Linked DNA regions of Homo sapiens: region 2 is linked to region 1. A link is a loop called in an ENCODE intact Hi-C map of the cell type or tissue named here. Cell type or tissue: endothelial cell of umbilical vein. All regions are shown on one strand. Links, peaks and the distances in the headings refer to the core of each region. The heading gives the core; the rest is flanking DNA.

Region 1 (5,373 bases), core at 66-5,065:
CCTCCCACTTCAGCCTCCCAAGCAGCTGAGACTACAGTCATGAGCCTCCGTGTCCAGCCTTTAAATCATTTTTTAAAAGCATGTCTACGAAGGAAGGGAATGGAGAGGGCCCTGGGCTTTTCTTCTCTTGCCCCTTCCTTGATTGGAAAACCTCCATTCAGCCACGTGAGAATGAGTCTGCTGGCTTACAGTGACCTCTGCAGACGGCAGGGAGTTGCGTGAACATCTCTGAGCCAAGGAAGGGGAGAGGCCCCTTTTGCCCTCCCTGACCCCTCAAAGTCCCCCCTGCCAAGCAGGACCCTTTTACCCAGAAATGTGGTGCCAATGCACTTGGTGCGTGGTATTGGAACCATTTGGTTCTGCTTGCATTGCGCTCATTAGGCTCCTAAACTTCCTGCTGGAAAAGGCCACTTGGGGTGGCACGTGCCTGTAGTGCCAGCTACTCAGGAGGCTGAGGCAGGAGGATTGCTTGACACTGTTTCTTAAAAAATTAAAGAGAGAGAGAGAGAAGGAGGAGGAGGAGGAGGAGGAGGAGGAGGAGAAGAGGAGGAGGCGGAGAGGAGGAATACACTTGGGTAGCTGGGGAGCTCTGGACAGTTCCACAGCTGGGCTAAGAAATCAGCTTCCCTGAAGGTCACAGTGAGCCAAGATTGCACCACTGCAGTCCAGTCTGGGCAATGGGAGTGAAAGCCTATGAAAAGAAAATAAAAAATAAAAGAGAAAGAGAGAGAGAAAGGAGGGAAGGAGGGAGGGAGGGGGGAGGGGAAAAGAGGGGGGAAGAGGGGAGAAGAGAAGAGAGAAGAGGAGAAGAGGAAAAAAAATCAGCCTCCTCGAGTCTCCTTAAACCCTGCACAGGGGAGGTGACAGCAACCAACCCAGTGCGATGTTAAGCTCTGGAGCCAGATGACCTCTATCAGTTCCTGGTGTGATCTTGGGCAAATTATTTAACCTCTCTAGGTTTAAGTTTCTTTATATAAAACAATGGGGACAAGAATAGTCCCTCCTCTAATAGACTTGAGAATATGAAGAGACTTGAAACATTTTAAAAACTTTAGCACAATAACTGGTACATCGAGTTTAATGACAATTATTATCTGACTGAGGAAATTAGAGAAAGGAAGCACAGGAAGAAACTGAGGTTTATCTATTTCTTATAAGAAATTGGATCAGAAATGTGTCACTGGCTTCCCCAAAGGATGTCCCGAGGCCGTCCCTCCCCGTGGATGGGTGCCGCTTCTTCTGGCGGGGAAGTGAGGCCCGTCCGAGTCAGCAGAGCGGGGACCGCCCCGCCTGGAACCGTGGCCCCTTTTCCTAGTGCCCAGGTGGCCCCTCCCGCGGTCGGCGCTCCGGCCTGTGCCGGGCGTCCAGGAGGGCTCGCTCGGGCTCCCGTGCGCGCTCTCAGAAGCAGGGAACTGGCGCCTGGCGCGGCGGCGGGGACGCTCTCGAGTCCCCAGGCAGTGATCGGGGGCCCCCGGGGGAAGGACGCCGCTCGGGGCCAACCGCAGCGGAGCCCTCGCCCTGCCGCGACCCAACCGCCGCCCAGCCCTGTGGTTCGCGGGCGAAGCGCTTCCTCTAGCTGCCGGTGGCCGGCCGAGAACCAGGGACATGCAGAAGTGCCAGCGTCGAGGCCCACGTGCGACCTGACCTCGCGTGGACATTGGCTGGCTCCGTCACACCCAGACCGCTGGCACTTCCCACCCCACCCCACCTAGGGTGTGAGCGGGTCCCTGCCCTGCCCCGCCGGGGGAGGCGCGGAGGTGTCGGTTCGCAGCGGCGCCGGGGAGCGTCCGTTCGACACAGGAAGGAGGGAAGGAGGCCGGAGGCGCCTTCGCAGCGCGCAGCAGCCCTGACAGATCTGATAAAGAGGAAGGAAGCCGACAACGCTGCTGATCGGGTCTGGCAGCTCCCCAAACTGACGAGGTCCTGCAGCTGTCCCAGCCCTGCTTGCAGAAGTGGCGCCGAAAGGAGGGGAACCGCGGCCCCTGCTGGCCACTTCGGAACCGCACCCGAGTGGTGACAGGAAAGCGAGCAGGGGCTTTAGGGACAAGGCCGGCTGATGCCTCTCGCAGCAGGAGGTGGGGGATGCAGGGCCCCTCTGGGCCCGAGACCTCTACCTCCTGCTTGGTGCGAGAGACCTGCCCCTCAGGACAAACCAACCAAACGTGCTCTTGGCCGGGCGCGGTGGCTCACGCCTGAAATCCCAACAGTTTCGGAGGCTACGACAGGAGGATTGCTTGAGGCCAGGGGCTTGACACCAGCCTGGGCAACAGAGCTAGAATCCTGTCTCTATTTTTATTTATTTATTTTTTTAAAGAATCTATATGTTCCAGCTGGACCTCTGCTTACCTGGCAACCAACTACCTTAGTTGTCAGGGGCCAGGGAGCCAAGTCCACTCTTTTAAGGAGGAAAACAGACACACTTTTAAAGATTGCTGAGCACTATCTGCATATTGCTATATTGCCTAGCTTTGACTGTCATTTACTAGCTGTGGGATTTTGAGCAAGTTTCTTTTCTTATTTAGAGACAGGATCTTGCTCTGTTGCCCAGGCTGGAGTGCAATGGCACAATCATAGTTCACTGCAACCTCGAACTCCTGGGCTCAAGCGATCCTCCTGCCCCAGCCACCCATGTAGCTAGGACCAGAGGCTCTCACAACCTTAATTTTTTTTTTTTTGTAGAGACAGGGTCCTGCTATGTTTCCCAGGCTCTTGAGCAAGTTTCTTAACCTCCACATGCCTCAGTTTCCTCACCCATAAAATGGGAATAATAGTCTCTATCTCATAGGATTGTTAAAGAGACTAAGTTAATATACGTAAAGTGTTTAGAACAGTTCCTGGTGTATAATAAATATGTGTGTTAAATTTAAAACTTTAGATTTTCAGGCAGGATGTGGTGGCTCACGCCTGTAATCCCAGCACTGTGGGAGGCCAAGGCAGGTGGATCACTTGAGGTCAGGAGTTCGAGACCAACCTGGCCAACAGGTTACAATTTTTGTATTTGTAAAAATACAAAAATTAGCCGGGCATGGTGGAGGGCGCCTGTAATCCCAGCAACTAAGGAGGCTGAGGCAGGAAAATCACTTGGACCTGGGAGGCAGAGGCTGCAGTGAGCCAAGATCATGCCACTGCACTCCAGCTTGGGCAGTAGAGTGAGACTCTGTCAAAAAAAAAAAAAAATTCATCATGGGTTGTAGGCTACTGTAAGTAGTTCCTTATTCTGGGGATTTTCTTGGTATCTTTCAACTATTGACTTCTAGTTTAATTCCACTGTGGTCAGAAAACGTATTTTGTATTTCATTCCTTTGAAATTTGTTGAGGCTTGTTTTATGGCTCGGCATAGGGTCTGTTTCACTAAAAGTTCCACATATACCTGAAAAGAATGTACATTCTGCAGTTGTTGGATATAGCATGCCATATGCATCCATTAGGTCAAGTGGTTGTGTTATTCTCTCTTCTGCTATTCCTATGTGTGTACGTATGTGCACACGCACGTGTTTTCCTCCTTGTTCTATCAGTTACTGAGAGCTATGTTAAGAATCTCCAATTATGAGGATGAATTTGACCTCATAATTGCAGACATTTCTCTTTGAGTCAATTTTTATTTAAAGGTGTTATTAGATACACAGAAATGCAGGACTGTTAACATTTTCATAGTGAATGTTCATGATTATCAATGTCCTATATTGTAAAACATCCTTTTTCATCTCCAGTAACACTTCTTGCCTCAAAACCTACTTTGTATGATAGGCACATCTTCTTTCTTTTTATTTACTGTGTCAATGAATTAACTATTCCATTCTTTAATTTCACCCTTCTGGGCCCATATATTTGTCTCTTGTAAATAGCATATATTGGGTTTTGATTTTTTATCCAGTTTGACACTTAACATTGTTCAGCCCATTTACATTTCATAAATTTACTAACAGTGTTGGATTTACAGTTAACCTTTTGCTATTTTTCCAATTTGTCCTATGTTTTGTTCATTTGATCCCCTTGTCCTTTCTTTTGAATTGAATTTTTTTCAACTTCCATTTCCTCCTTAAGTCTTAGATTTTTAAGTTATTTATTCTTGTAGTTCTTTTAGTAGTTACCCTAGAAATTGTGATATTTATCCATGATTTATTATCATTTTCTTAAATTGGTACTTTCATCACTTCCCAAATAACCTAAGAATCTTGCAAGTACTTAACTCCACTTACCTTCCTTCTATCACTATTGTTATATATTTTTTGTATTTTTAGTAGAGTCAGGGTTTCATCATGTTTACCAGGCTGCTCTCAAACTCCTGACCTCAGGTGATTCCACCTGCCTTGGCCTCCCAAAGTGCTGGGATTTGAGCCACCGCACCTGGCCTATTTTGGTGTTTTAATAGTTTTTTATGGTTGTTGCAGCAGTAGTATTGTGTTGCTGTGACCTATATCCTACCCATCGATTACTGTAAGTTTTTATTAAGTCTTGGTATCTTGTCAAACAAGTTCTCTTTCCCCATCTTCAAATATATGTTGGCTATTTGGGGGCATAACTCTTCCACATGAATTTTTGAATCCATTTATCTAGTTTCCAAAAACACCTGTTAGGATCTTGTTGGCAAATATATTTATAAGTAGTCAGAATTTAAATTTTCATGCTTTTGAGCTCTCCATCCATAAATATGGTATGCCTATCCATTGAACAAATTTCTATCAGGCCTTTCAATAATGTCTTGTACTTTTCTCCATAAAGAATTGCACTTAAAAAAAAAAAAGATACAGGGTCTTGCTCTGTCACCCAGGCTGGAGTACAGTGGCACAACCATAGTTCACTATAGCCTCAAACTCCTGGGCTCAAGAGATCCTCCTTCCCCAGCCTCCCGAGTAGCTAGGACTACAGACTCATGCTACCACACTTGGCTTTTTTTTTTGTTTGTTTTTTGTTTTTTTTTTTCCTGTAGAGACAGGGTCTTGCTGTATTGCCCAGACTGGTTTTGAACTCCTGGCCTCATGTAATCCTCCCACCTTGGCCTCCCTAAGTGCTGGGATTACAGGTATGAGCCACCATGCTTGGCTAGGAATTGCACATTGTTTGATTTGATCCTCAATCACTTAGGATCTTTATTCGTTTTTTAAAGCACTTTTTGTTTATTAGAATAGGTAATATATTTACCAATTTCTAAAAACTTAAAAGTATACATTGATAATTTCCCACCCCTTTACCTCAGGCACCCAATTCTCCTCCAGAAAAAAACCAATGTTACCAATTTCTCTATTGGCTTTCAATGTGCTTACTATTTGTATATAGTAGTTATATTAAATTTTGTTCCTCGATCTTGCAACTAGAAATCCAGCTGAATTATTTTTAGTATTTGTAAGTTATTTTGGATTTTATACACATACA
Region 2 (5,373 bases), core at 275-5,274, 360 kb before region 1:
TTACAGGCATGAGCTACCGCGCCCAGCCACAAGCACATTTCAAACCCCTGCTTGATATTATGAAATGTCCCATTGGCTGGAGCAAGTCATATGGCCAAGACCAAACTCAAAGGGGCAGGAAATCCACTTAGTCTTCCATGAAGACATGATAAGGGGTACAGGTATAATTCCCCTACTGGGGACTCAAGGCCAAACATCCTGCCTTTCCCGAGACCAGTCAACAGGATTTGGGATTGCCATGAACAGCTTAGTCCAAGCACAACTTATGAAGTTATATGGTGTAGTGGTTAAGAGCATGGGCTGTAGAGTTGAACTTCCAGGATCAAATCCCAGCTTCTCCTCCTGCTAGCTATTTGTCCTCGAGCAATTTGTTTATGTCTCTGAGCCTCGGGTTCCTCATCTGTAAAATGAGGGTAGTTACGGTACTACCTCTTAGGGTTGTTGCGATGATTATATTAATATGTGCTTCTAGGCCCAGCGCGGTGGCTCATGCCTGTAATCCCAGCATTTTGGGAGGCCAAGGTGGGTGGATCACCTGAGGTCAGGGGTTTGAGACCAGCCTGACCAACGTGGTGAAACCCCGTGTCTACTAAAAATACAAAAATTAGTGGGCGTGATGGCGGGCGCCTGCAATCCCAGCTACTTGAGAGGCTGAAGCAAGAGAATCGCTTGAACCCAGGGGGCAGAGGTTGCAGTGAGCCGAGACTGTACCACTGCACTCCAGCCTGGGCCACAGAGCGAGACTCCGTCTCAAAAAAAAAAAAAAAAAATGTGCTTCTAAAATTGCCTTGCACATAGTAAGGTGCCATAAGTGTTAGCTCTGATCCTCTGGGGTAGCTAAGGTCTTGGTACTTCTGCTGTCCTCGATAGCTATAACATCCTAACCAGCAAGGAAGCAGGGAGGAATGGCAGCTGGACAAGCAGGACCTGTGTCTGCCTCAGTGTGTCCTGCCAGGGAGGGCCCCCATCTTGCTCTGTGTGTCTTTCTCATTGCTCACAAACAGCTCTGCAGCGAATGTACCACAATTGCTTTTTCATTAGTAGCCGCAGCATTCACATCCGGTAGCTCTTGACCACTGAGGTTTGCAGTTAATGGTGGCCTCGCACACTGAAACATGAAGCTGAACAGTTTACTCCAGCCTTGTTAGGTTGGAATCAGCCACTTGAATAAAGAACACCACTTCATTACCTGCTCTTGGGTCAAGCTGAAAGGAGAAAGAGCATCTCACCAGATGTCCCATGTGCCGGGGCTTCAGTGTTCTCAGGGATTCCAAGTGTGTTCATTCCAGAGAATTCTCAATCAAAGCGCGACCCCAGGCAGACACATTTTCACACCAGCATCCCCACAGCATGTGTGGAAGAAAGGGGGGTTGGATTTGTGTAGATCTAAGTCAAACTAATTAGCTGTCAGCTGCATCACATCTGGAGATCAAATATAAATTTTTGGCCTCAAAAACCATTCCGGTCCCTGTCATTTCCGTTCTCCTGGTACCAGGCCATCTTTTGTAGCATGGCTCTAATATGTTTCTCTATGCTGCCAAAACCCTGCAGCTTGCTAAGCATGGACTCCCAAGTCATCTGCCATTGGTGACTGTAACACCCTTTTACTTTGTGAGAGGTAGAGTTAGAGACCCAGGTCTTTTGCTGGGACAGATAGGTAGGAGTGGGTAATTTCACTTCCGGCATGTCGGAATGCAGTTTTCATGGGGAAAACAGAAGTGCTTTTGTGGAAATTTTGAATGCACGGTGGAAACCAGTGACAAATTTGGGTTAATGTAAATATGATGTGAGAAATGAAAACCAGAGGTGAGCAGGAGCTCTCAGCTTTAACAAGAGGCTTTCATTGTTTTCTACCATGTGTAGCAAATATTTAACAGTTGCCTATTAATGGGGTCCTTCACCACTGATACAGTTCTGTGTGTCCAAAGATCACAGACTCTGGGGTCTGACACGAGCTGATTTTGACCCATCTCCTGCTGAATTTCATCAGCTGCCTCAGCTTGGATCGGGTGTAGATTTTGCTTCTCAGGAGAGGTCTGTGCGTCTGGCAATGGGAGAGTGGCCAGAGAACAGAGCCAGCAGCAGTTTTATTCTATTTAGATTATTTAAAGTGTTTTTCCCCTGGTGGAAAATAATATGTTTCTGGTTTAACTTGATTTTAAATCACTGCCATGTTATTGTAAATAATGTGACACCTCATTTCTTGAGAGAAGCTTGGAATGTGGTTATGGAATCCCAAGTATATGAATGACAAATTGGCTTTGTGAATTTGATTCTTCTCCATGGCAAAAGATAACGCAATTTTTTGTATATTCTAAAATCAAAGCAATATTTGGTATGGGGTACTTCTAGGAACTTCCCACTAGGGGGCAGTGTACTTTCAGGTTTTTTTTTAACATGCAGCCAGTGGTTCCCATAGTGTCGTCCCTGGAACAGCAGCACCCAGGAATTTGTTAAAAATGTGAATTCTCTGGCCTCCACCCAGACCTACTGAATCAGAAGCTCTGGCAGTGGGGCCCAGCAATCTGCTTTTTATTTTTATTTTTATTTTTTTGAGACAAGGTCTCACTCTGCCGCCCAGGCAGGAGTGCAGTGGCGCGATCTCGGCTCACTTTCAACATCTGCCTCCCTGGTTCGAGTGATTCTCCTGCCTCAGCCTCCCGAGTAGCTGGGATTACAGGTGTGCACCACCACGCCCGGTTAATTTTTTATTTTTTATTTATTATTTTTTTTTTTTTTACGGAGTCTTGCTCTGTCGCCCAGGCTGGAGTGCAGTGGCACGATCTTGGCTCACTGCAACCTCCACCTCCCAGGTTCAAGTGATTCTCCTGTCTCAGCCAGGTTCACGCCACCACACCCAGATAATTTTTGTATTTTTAGTAGAGACGGGGTTTCACCATGTTGGTCAGGATGGTTTCGATCTTTTGACCTCGTGATCTGCCTGCCTCGGCCTCCCAAAGTGCTGGGATTACAGGCGTGAGCCACCAAGCCCGGCCTGTAAATAACATTTTATTGGAATACAGCCTCACTTATTTGCATATTGTCTGTGGCTACTTTCAGCTTACAGTGGCAGAGTTGACAGATGGCCTAAAATATTTACTATCTGGCTCTTTACAGAAAAAGGGTTAGATAGATGCAGAGGTTATTTAGCAAGGCCTTGAGGAATTGGGTCATTAGCTCCAGGAGAGTTGAGGGACCCAAGGTGGGAGACCTTGAGTACTGAAGTGGCCAAGAATGTTTTTGGGGGGTGGGGAGAGAGTAGGAGCAGCATGGAGGAGATAAGAGGCTTGGGTGAGGCGTGGAGAGGGGACATCGAGAGGCTTTCAATTGCTATGCTAATGCCCTCAAATACAAATACCAACCAGAAAACCTACCAATTAGGATCACCTTGACTCATCTGTAAATAACAACTATTTATCCATCTGTAATCAATGAAGATGATTCCTGTTGGGATTTTAATTTACATCTGTTTTAAATTTTCATGCACTTTCTTTCAAAGGACTTGTGAATGTGCATATTAAAGTGCAGAGAAAAAGAAGACATTTGCCAATAAAACAGAATGGACCACATTACACAAAACTCTTTGCATTTATTTCCATCTTTAGTACCAGCTACTGCACTGGAATTTCTTTCTTTTTTTTTTCTTTTTCTTTCTTTCCTTTCTTTTTTTTTTTTTTAAGACAGAGTCTCACTCTGTTGCCCAGGCTGGAGTGCAGTGATGTGATCTCGGCTCACTGCAACCTCTGCCTCCTGGCTTCAAGTGATTCTCCTGCCTCAGTCTCCTCAGTAGCTAGGACTACAGGCATGCATCACCATTTCTGTATTTTTAGTAGAGACAGGGTTTTGCCTTGTTAGTAAGGCTGGTCTCGAACTTCTGACATCAGATGATCTGCGTGCCTTAGCCTCCCAAAGTGCTGGGATTACAGGTGTGAGCTACTGCGCCCGGTCTGGAATTTCTTAAGCAATATTTTCCAGGTGTTTTGAGCCTATTTTGTGCTGGGTAATTTTCATATATTGCATTTATTGAATTTCCACAATACTCTGACAAATACACATCAATTCTTCTATCTTTCAGAAGAAGGCAACAGCTCAGAGAAGTCACGTAATTCTCAGCTGGGCGCGGTGGCTCACACCTGTAATCCCAGCACTTTGGGAGGCTGAGGCAGGTGGATTGCCTGAGGTCGGGAGTTCAAGACCAGCTTGACCAACATGGAGGAAACCCATCTCTATTAAGAATACAAAATTAGCTGGGTGTGGTGGCTCATGTCTGTAATCCCAGCTACTTGGGAGGCTGAGGCAGGAGAATCACTTGAACCTGGGAGGCGGAGGTTGCAGTGAGCCGAGATCATGCCATTACACTCCAGCCTGGGCAGTAAGAGCAAAATTCTGTCAAAAAAAAAAAAAAAGTCAGGTAACTCTCTAAGGCAGGCCAGCTGGACCCTGAATTTGAACCCCATGAACCAATCTTGGCATTAGTCAGAGCTGAGTCCACGGCTCCGAGCTTCCTCCGTCTTGAATGTCTTCCTAATTGTGCTGTGCTTGGTGTTCTTTTTATAGGCTGGTAGCTAGGCCTTGCAGTCTTACTTACATTATTATATTATTATCCTTCCTAGCAGAACCCTAATTAATTAATCATATAGAAATGGTTCCTTATTTAGTCCGTTAAGTTAAATTGAGGCCTTTAGTGAGAGGAGCCAGAAGCCTTGGCCCAAGTGTAGCAGGTCCCAGTCCGCGGGACTAAACATCTGAGAGACACGGGACAGAGTGACCAAGGGCGGGAGGCTGCTCTTCAGAACAGATGTACCTGCAGCTTGCCATCGTCGGGCCATGGGAAGGAAACGAGGCAAAAAACAAATGCATGGTCAGGACAATTTGTTAGATCCAGGGCTAGTTTTTAACTCTCAGTGTTGGCCTGTAAACACATTACCCTGCCTAGGAGTGGGCTCATGATCCCACCCAGAGACTGACTTTGACTGCTGGAAAAAGGTCCCTTTTGTAAGCAGAGTCACACTAGGGCATCTGGAAATAAATGTGCTGGGGCATGTTGGTGTTTTATTCCCCAGCGTTCTATGTTTGTTGTCTTGGGAAGTGTTGACAGGTGCACAAGGCAGAAGTAATAACAAAAGTGTTTGTGGGTGCTCTTGAGAAAAGGTGTGCTAGGCTGTTTTTTTTTTTTTTTTTTTTGAGACAGACTCTTGATCTGTCGCTCGGGCTGGAGTGTCGTGGTGCGATCTTAGCTCACTGCAACCTCTGCCTCCCAGGTTCAAGTGATTCTCCTGCCTCAGCCTCCTGAGTAACTGAGATTACAGGTGCCCGCCACCATGCCCAGCTAATTTTTTTTTTTTGTATTTTTAGTAGAGACGGGGTTTTGCC

The links. A loop is a pair of places that touch in the nucleus more often than their neighbours do. Peaks named below come from ENCODE experiments on the same cell type or tissue, not always from the same donor. Only the 100,000 strongest peaks of a DNase experiment are listed, where the experiment ranks them.
Region 2: it touches region 1 in a loop (10-fold over the local background); 90 of 110 quality-filtered maps call a loop at or near these places.

Annotation. Positions count from the first base shown.
Region 1 is chr1:24,844,706-24,850,078 of GRCh38, reverse strand. No RefSeq gene overlaps it. Among named protein-coding and RNA genes, the nearest start is that of MIR6731, 72 kb to the left of the region's middle. RefSeq lists silencers at 1,282-1,501, 1,592-1,791 and an enhancer at 1,906-2,630. In endothelial cell of umbilical vein, for the core only: a CTCF peak has its summit at 1,988 (motif pointing left); DNase peaks (open chromatin) are centred at 188 and 1,898; H3K4me3 peaks cover 818 bases; H3K27ac peaks cover 767 bases.
Region 2 is chr1:25,202,034-25,207,406 of GRCh38, reverse strand. No RefSeq gene overlaps it. Among named protein-coding and RNA genes, the nearest start is that of SYF2, 28 kb to the left of the region's middle. In endothelial cell of umbilical vein, for the core only: a CTCF peak has its summit at 2,367 (motif pointing right); no DNase peak of the experiment used is centred there; H3K27me3 peaks cover 240 bases.